Regions from separate parts of the Homo sapiens genome. Here region 2 is linked to region 1. Evidence: chromatin contacts called from ENCODE Hi-C or POLR2A ChIA-PET data. All regions are on one chromosome and are shown on one strand. Each heading gives the region's core, a stretch centred on a gene start or an enhancer-like site at or near the end of the contact. The rest is flanking DNA. Distances are from core to core; before and after follow the strand shown.

Region 1 (3,512 bases), core at 327-2,826:
TATATCCTAATGTTTTAAAATTAGCCAAAGTCATTAACACAATAACCTGCCATGTGAAAGAACATCATAAACCAGAATTATGAAAACTCAGAAATTAGTCAATAACACAATAAATAACCCCCTGAACAAATGAAAGAACAAACAAACAACACCATTTCAAAAATAAAGACTAGACCAAAATGGGCACAAAGGAGAATAAAAATTATATAAAGCTACAAGGAATACAGAAAATGTCATAGGGGAAATACAGCGTGAAAATGAGATAGAAGTTTCAAATAAAAGGAAGTTAACGGCTACATGCTCTATGATTCATTTTTATGAAATCCGGAAAAAGGTAAATTTACAGAAAAAATGGATCAGTAGTTTCTGTGGGGCTGAGGGCAAAAAAAGGGTTTGACTACAAGGGAGAAATAGGAGAAAACGTTTTCAAGCTATGAAGCTTTTCTGTGCCTCAGTTATGGTGAAATTTACATGATGGTATACATTCTTCAAGACACACAGGATTGTATACCAAATATGGTGAACTTTATAGTATATAAACATGTAAGTGAATGCAAAAAGAAATTAGGATCAAAATTAGAATGACTTTTAAAAAAACAGCAAATGATGAAGACAGGGAAAGAACATCCAACATAGATAGAATGATATTTTACATGAAAGAAAAACCAAAGCAAGGGAATGGAACAATTATTAAAAACTATATTTCAAGATATTCCTGAAATCTTAAAAAAATTAAGATTTGAAACTGCGTATTAATGAGGTAAACAACATAACTGGGAAAAAATTTAAAGCATAGTAGCCAATACTGACATATTCTATTAATAGTAAGATTATTAGACTTAAAAAATCCCTTGCACAGGCCAGGCTCAGTGGCTCACACCTGTAATCCCAACACTTTCGGGGGCTGAAGCCAATGAATCACGAGGTCAGGAGTTGGAGACCAACCGGGCCAACATGGTGAAGCCCTGTCTCTACTAAAAATATAAAAATTAGCCAAGTGTGGTGGCACACGCCTGTAATCCCAGCTACTTAGAAGGCTGAGACAGGAGAATCATTTGAACCCGGGAGGCGGAGGTTGCAGTGAGCCGAGATCGTGCCACTGCGCTCCACCCTAGGACAGAGCGAGACTCTGTCTTTAAAAAAAAAAAAAAATCCCTTGCACATAAAAAAAAAAACCGAATAACTTATATAATAGAAGAAAGAAAAATCTGATTGTCTTCAGATATTATATAGCAATTTTTAGACCAAAAGGAAATTTTATATATAAATACATCTCGACACATTGATATAAATAAATAATTGAATAAATAAACAAATGAAAGAGAAGAGACAAGTCTTCCTTACGGAAGAATTCCTAATAATTTATGTAGCTCTTACCCTATAGGAGATAAAGTTCAATTTTCCCTGCTCCTTGAGTGTGGGCTGAACTTAATGAGTTGCTTCTAAGGAATACGGAAAGATGGAGGAAAAAGTAATTTTATAGTAGAGACTCCTGGGAAAAACTGCCTTGGCCAAATGAATAAGGTTAATATCATCAGCTATGAGTCATGGTGATAGCATTGTTTTCCCTGATGTGATATGAAAAGGTCATTGCTCCTGTGGGGTCTTCCGTTCAAACCCATGATCCAGACTGATTATGAGAAAACATAAGACAAATACAAATTGAGGGACATTTCACAAAATACCTGATGAGTACTCCTCAAAACTATGAAGTCATGAAAAATAAGCAAACACTGAGAAATTGTCATAGACCAGAGAAGTCTAAACAGATGTGACAAATAGAAACAATGGGTCATCCTAGATTAAATTCTAGAATTGAACAAGGCCATGACTGGAAAAAATATTGAAATTTTTGAAAAAGTCTGGAGTTTAGTTAACAGTAATATACTAATGTTGGTTTCTTATTTTTGGCAAATGTATTATGGTTATGCAATATGTTAACAATAGGGGAAATGGGTGAAAGTAATACAGAAATTCTCTATACCATCTGTGCAATTTTTCTGAAAATCTAAATATTATTTCAAAATAAAAAGTTTATTTTTACAAAATGGGGAGCAAATGGAGAGAACGCATGCAAAACATTTTAAACTGTTTTCAATACTCACACTGCTGGATGTATTGGTATGTAATTCTAAAAATGTCTTCTGTGTAATGTGTGATAAAGCAGGTGAAAAAACAATACAATTCTGTTGTCTCCAGTGTATATGAGAAGCAGGAATCTTAGTGTGAAGAAAAGAAGATATAGATATAAGATAAAAAGGTTGATAAACTCATTTGAATTGGAAATAGTATGAATTCAAGAGATATGAGTGATAATAGTCATCACTTCCTATTTACAATTTCAACAGGAAATTGTTTTGTGATTCATTATTTATGATAACCCTTTCCATTGTGCTTGGTCATTTCACCTTCATCATGTTAAGGAATCTATTCATGTTTCCTCAGATTTACATACATTAGGACCAGCTATTAATTTTATCATGCCTTTTCCTTAATTGGTTCATTCATATGGTTCTTCTCCATTAATTCCTTTTCTTTTTTTTTTTTTGTTTGTGCTCTGCTAAATCTATAAATTTTTTGATGTAATAAACTATATTGATATATATTCTGGTACTGAGTCACTATGGCATGCCTGCCTGCTCAAATTGTATTTTCTTTTGATACATTGCTGGATTGCTTCCTAAAAAGAATTGGAATGTTTTTATTGTTTTTCTGTCACTTGGAATAATTTCAATTACAGTAGAATTAATCAGTTTTAAATAACTCATGCTATTGTGATAAAACTCATATTACTATGAATCCATCTGTTGCTGATGCCTTCTCCAGTGATTATTACTAATTAATTTTCCAATTTTTCTCAGCTTTATAAATTAAGGGAAGGTCGTTTTTTTTTTTTGCAGCTATGGTGATTTTTTTTCCAGTAATTACTTGTTTTTTTTTTTTAACTTTTATTTTAGGTTCAAGGGTACATGTGCAGGTTTGTTACATAGCTAAACTCATGTCACAAGGGTCTGTTGTACAGATTATTTCATCAGTCAGGTACTAAGCCTAGTACTCAATTGTTATTTTTCTGCTTCTCTCTCTACTTCCACCCTCCACCCTTAAGTAGGCTCCAGTGTCTGTTATTTCCTTCTTTGTGTCCATGAGTTCTCATCATTTAGCTCTCACTTATAAGTGAGTACACACAGCATTTGGTTTTCTGTTTCTGCATTAATTAGCTGAGTATAATGGCCTCCAGCTCTATCCATGTTCCCACAAAAGACATGATCTCATTCTTTTTTATGGCTGCATAGTATTCCATGGTATATATGTACCACATTTTCTGTATCCATTCTGTCACTGGTGGACATTTAGGTTGATTCCATGACTTTGCTATTGTGAATAGTGCTGCAATGAACATTCACATGCATATGTCTTTATGGTAGAATGGTTTATATTCCTCTGGGTGTATACCCAGTTATGGGATTGCTGGGTCAAATAATAGTTCTGTTTTTAGCTCGTTAAGGAATCTC
Region 2 (3,512 bases), core at 355-2,854, 71 kb before region 1:
TCTCTGCTCAGTGCCACCTCCACCTCCTGGGTTCAAGTGATTCTCCTGCCTCAGCCTCCCGAGTAGTCTGGACTACAGGCGCGTTCCATCATGCCTGGCTAATTTTTTGTATTTTTAGTAGAGATAGGATTTCACCATGTTAGCCAGGATGGTCTCCATCTCCTGACCTCGTGATCCGCCCACCTCGGCTTCCCAAAGTGCTGAGATTACAGGCATAATTTGCTTATTTTCAAAAGAAAACGACAAAATAACTGTCATTTTTAATATCAATTGTATAAATCAGTATTTTATTAATAAACGGTTCTGGCATTCTTGCATTTCCTTTAGTTTTATTGTGTCCTTGTAATTCGATTGCAACCTTTAAACATCTCTCTGTATTTACCAGAAGATTATTTGATTAGTTAATAAAATATTTTCTAACAGGAGCTGTTTTTGGCAGGGAGGTATTATTTTTATCTTTGCTCATATATTTCACACTGGTAATCATGTGTAACAATTTTGAGACTAAACTATTGAAAGTCATTCTTTAGCAAATAAAGTAAAATCTCTTTTTAATTGATTCTTAATCATTAAAATAATTTTCAAAATATTTTCAAGGAATATGTCCAACTTCGATTCACTGTAAATAAATGAGATTTAGCTAATATACTAATGCATGTTACTTCTAATTTAATTAGATTAAAAATAGAATTCATCTAACAGTCTATATACTTAAATATATTCAAGCAAAGTGTTTTACTTAAATTAGTATAAAGTATGAAGTTTCTTATTTCCTAAGCCAATCTTCAATTCCAAATTACTGATTGAGTTCTAGCTCATGTATATAACTTCTCGTATACTCCAGGGAGCCACAGTTTAATCTTATTGACAATTTCTTTGTTTGAGATTTTATGTATATGTGTATACCTATATATACACACACATACATATGTACATATATGCATATGTGTACACGCTATATGTTCATATTTGGTATTTAATTTATAGAATAAATATTTTAAAGGTTATAAAGTTGTGATTAGATCTCTAAATAGATACTATGTATCTTTACTTAAGGATAAAGCGTATGCAGGAGAAAAATTTTCCAAGATTTGAAATGGTCATAGCTGAAAGGCCAATTTACATGTAATCCTGTTAAATTGGTCCTCACCCTCAGAAAGTTAAGAAGCGTTTGAAAAAAGATGCATTCTCTAAACTTCGAGTATTTTACAGGCATAGAATTTTAAAGCTGACACATAGTGAACATTGCACTATTAGGATGAGCCACTTTTTAGGGAAGGGAGTTTAATCACCAGAGAGCATAATTCTGGGAACTCTTGAAGATCAGAAGACTGTAACTTTTAGCTTTAGTAATTTAGAGTTAAAAAGAACATGAAGTTTCTTTTTGGATGGCATGAACTAATACTGGTATGCCTGGTTCATCCAGAAGCAGTTAGAACATGTCTTTCCAGGTCTCGGAAGTAGAAGGGACTGCAGGTTTGCTGAGTCATAACACCATATGGCATAATAGCAGGGCTCCTTGAAGAGCGAGTCACCTCGTGAAGACTTTGTGGGAGGTCGAAACCTTTGGAGAATCTGAAGGCTCAGCTTGAAAGGGAAGAGTGACATTGTGTCATCAAGAGATAAATGAAGAGTATGTTTGATAAAGAGTTCAGCTGACTGGTGTTTTACTTTACTTGTAAGAAAGAGGGCTCACTCAGATACAACCTCCAAATGAAGTCAATGGATGTTCACTAAGAAAAAACAGCTCTAGAATGAAACACTCAGCCTTCTTTTGCAGGCTTGTAGTCTTTTTCAGCACTTTAAAAGTACTGACAACGGTGCCTCTTGTTTTAAAGAAATTGGCAAATGAGAGAGAAGCCTCCTCTCAGCCTCCTCTTGATTTTTTATAAGAGACTTCAGTTTTAAAGAATCTTGGACTTTCCAAAATGGGCTATTTTTAATTTTATAACAATGCTCAAGCCTAGGGAGAGGAGGAGCTAAGAATTTTTGAAATGCCATTGGAAATAATTCCAGCCCTAATTAATCTCTTTTTGGCATCAAGAGAAAGAAATTGTGAATATTTATTCTAAGAGAATAATTTAAAGTACTGGTACCAAGATTAGACCCCGTTTAACAATAATATAATATAAAATAAACTTGAAAAACTCCGGGAAAGCTATGAAAAGTTTATTTTATTTTATTTTTTAATTTAATTTTATTTATTTTCAATACTGCTCCTCCTGTAAATGAAAAATTTTAAAGGCTAGAAGGCTAGACATAAGTTACATGAAACAATCAACAAGGTTTAGTGATTTTTTGGCATTTGGTAACAACCAGCAGCTGTGGTTTTTTTGAGGTTAAAATGGTCACCAGCCACAGCTGTGTGCTTTTTTTCCCACTGCTTCCTTTTGACGGGTTGCTGGGCAGATATTCCTCAGGTCCAGGTTAAAGAGCTCAGAGCACAGAGGAAATCAAAATCTTCTCCTGGATCCTGCGTGTCATGCCCCCTCTGGCACCTGGTGAGTTTCTAAATGCCTGAGCACCTTTTTGGTTTACTGGGTATTTGTGCAGCTCAAATTCCCTCCTGCCGCTCCCCAACACATACACTTAGGGCCAAAGCAACATACCAATTTGCAGTGATTCATTGCAGAATGTTAAATGCTTTTTCCACTATTGAGGTACATCAGAAGTGGTATTGATTTGTTTATATGGTAAAGAAACTAAGCATAATTAACTCTTGATTATCCACGTTGCACACTATTAACAACAGAGCTGTGGATCTTTGCGGCAGTCTCAGGAATCTTGAGATTTTCCTGAGGTTACCTAGTTAGTGGTTTTATACTTAATCTGGTATTTGTATGATTCAGATTCCCTTGTTTTCCTACCACCCTTTCTAAGAAAGCAAAAAGTAGTCTCCAAAATCCTTAAGCAATTGATGGCAAAGCCTTTGAAACTGGCCTATGGGGGTTGGCTTCCAGCTCTGCCACTTATTAGCCATGGGACCTTGGAAACCCATGTAAATTCAATTTCTTCCTTTTCCTTCTCTGCAAAATACCTATTAATATTGTTGTCAGCCGGGAGCGGTGGCTCACGCCTGTAATCCCAGCACTTGGGGAGGCTGAGGAGGGCGGATCACCTGAGGTCAGGAGTTCAAGACCAGCCTGGCCAACATGGCGAAACCCCGTCTCTACTAAAAAATACAAAAATTAGACGGGTGTGGTGGTGGGTGCCTGTGATCCCAGCTGCTCCAGAAGCGGAGGCAGGAGAATCTCTTGAACCCGGGAGGCGGAGGTTACAGTGAGCCGAGATCGCGCCACTGCACTCCAGCCTGGGCAACAGAGTGAGACTCCATCTCAAAAAAAAAAAAAAAAAAAAAAAAAAAAAAAAAATATATATATATATATATATATATATATGTATACTTATATATATATTTTATATATGTCAAAAAATATATGTATATTTTTATATATACTACATATATTGTTTACCTAATGAAATTGTGAAAACTAAATGTGTGCACACACGTA

Evidence for each region. Hi-C counts contacts between places; a loop is a spot of excess contacts on that map. ChIA-PET counts read pairs that join two places held with the same protein, here RNA polymerase II (POLR2A). Pooled maps may share reads with other maps.
Region 2: a map of A673 shows a loop between it and region 1 (2.8-fold over the local background). The contact joins two enhancer-like sites. A Hi-C loop is called at or near these places in 7 of 168 maps with a recorded cell type or tissue (A673, Caco-2, Calu3 and 4 more), 1 of 37 single-sample maps with no recorded cell type and 4 of 50 pooled maps. POLR2A ChIA-PET finds 5 or more read pairs at or near these places in 1 of 52 experiments (A549).

What each region holds. Positions count from the first base shown.
Region 1 is chr3:151,764,720-151,768,231 of GRCh38, reverse strand. All of the region lies in intron 2 of AADACL2-AS1 (AADACL2 antisense RNA 1), which reads left to right. Among named protein-coding and RNA genes, the nearest start is that of AADACL2, 33 kb to the right of the region's middle. Within about 2 kb of position 1,576, at least 4 of the 41 ENCODE cell types and tissues checked have a DNase peak (open chromatin) inside an H3K27ac peak, as active enhancers do; they include A673 and PC-3, where a contact is called at or near this core.
Region 2 is chr3:151,835,268-151,838,779 of GRCh38, reverse strand. The region is part of intron 1 of AADACL2-AS1 (AADACL2 antisense RNA 1); the gene reads left to right. Among named protein-coding and RNA genes, the nearest start is that of AADAC, 23 kb to the right of the region's middle. Within about 2 kb of position 1,604, at least 6 of the 41 ENCODE cell types and tissues checked have a DNase peak (open chromatin) inside an H3K27ac peak, as active enhancers do; they include A673 and PC-3, where a contact is called at or near this core.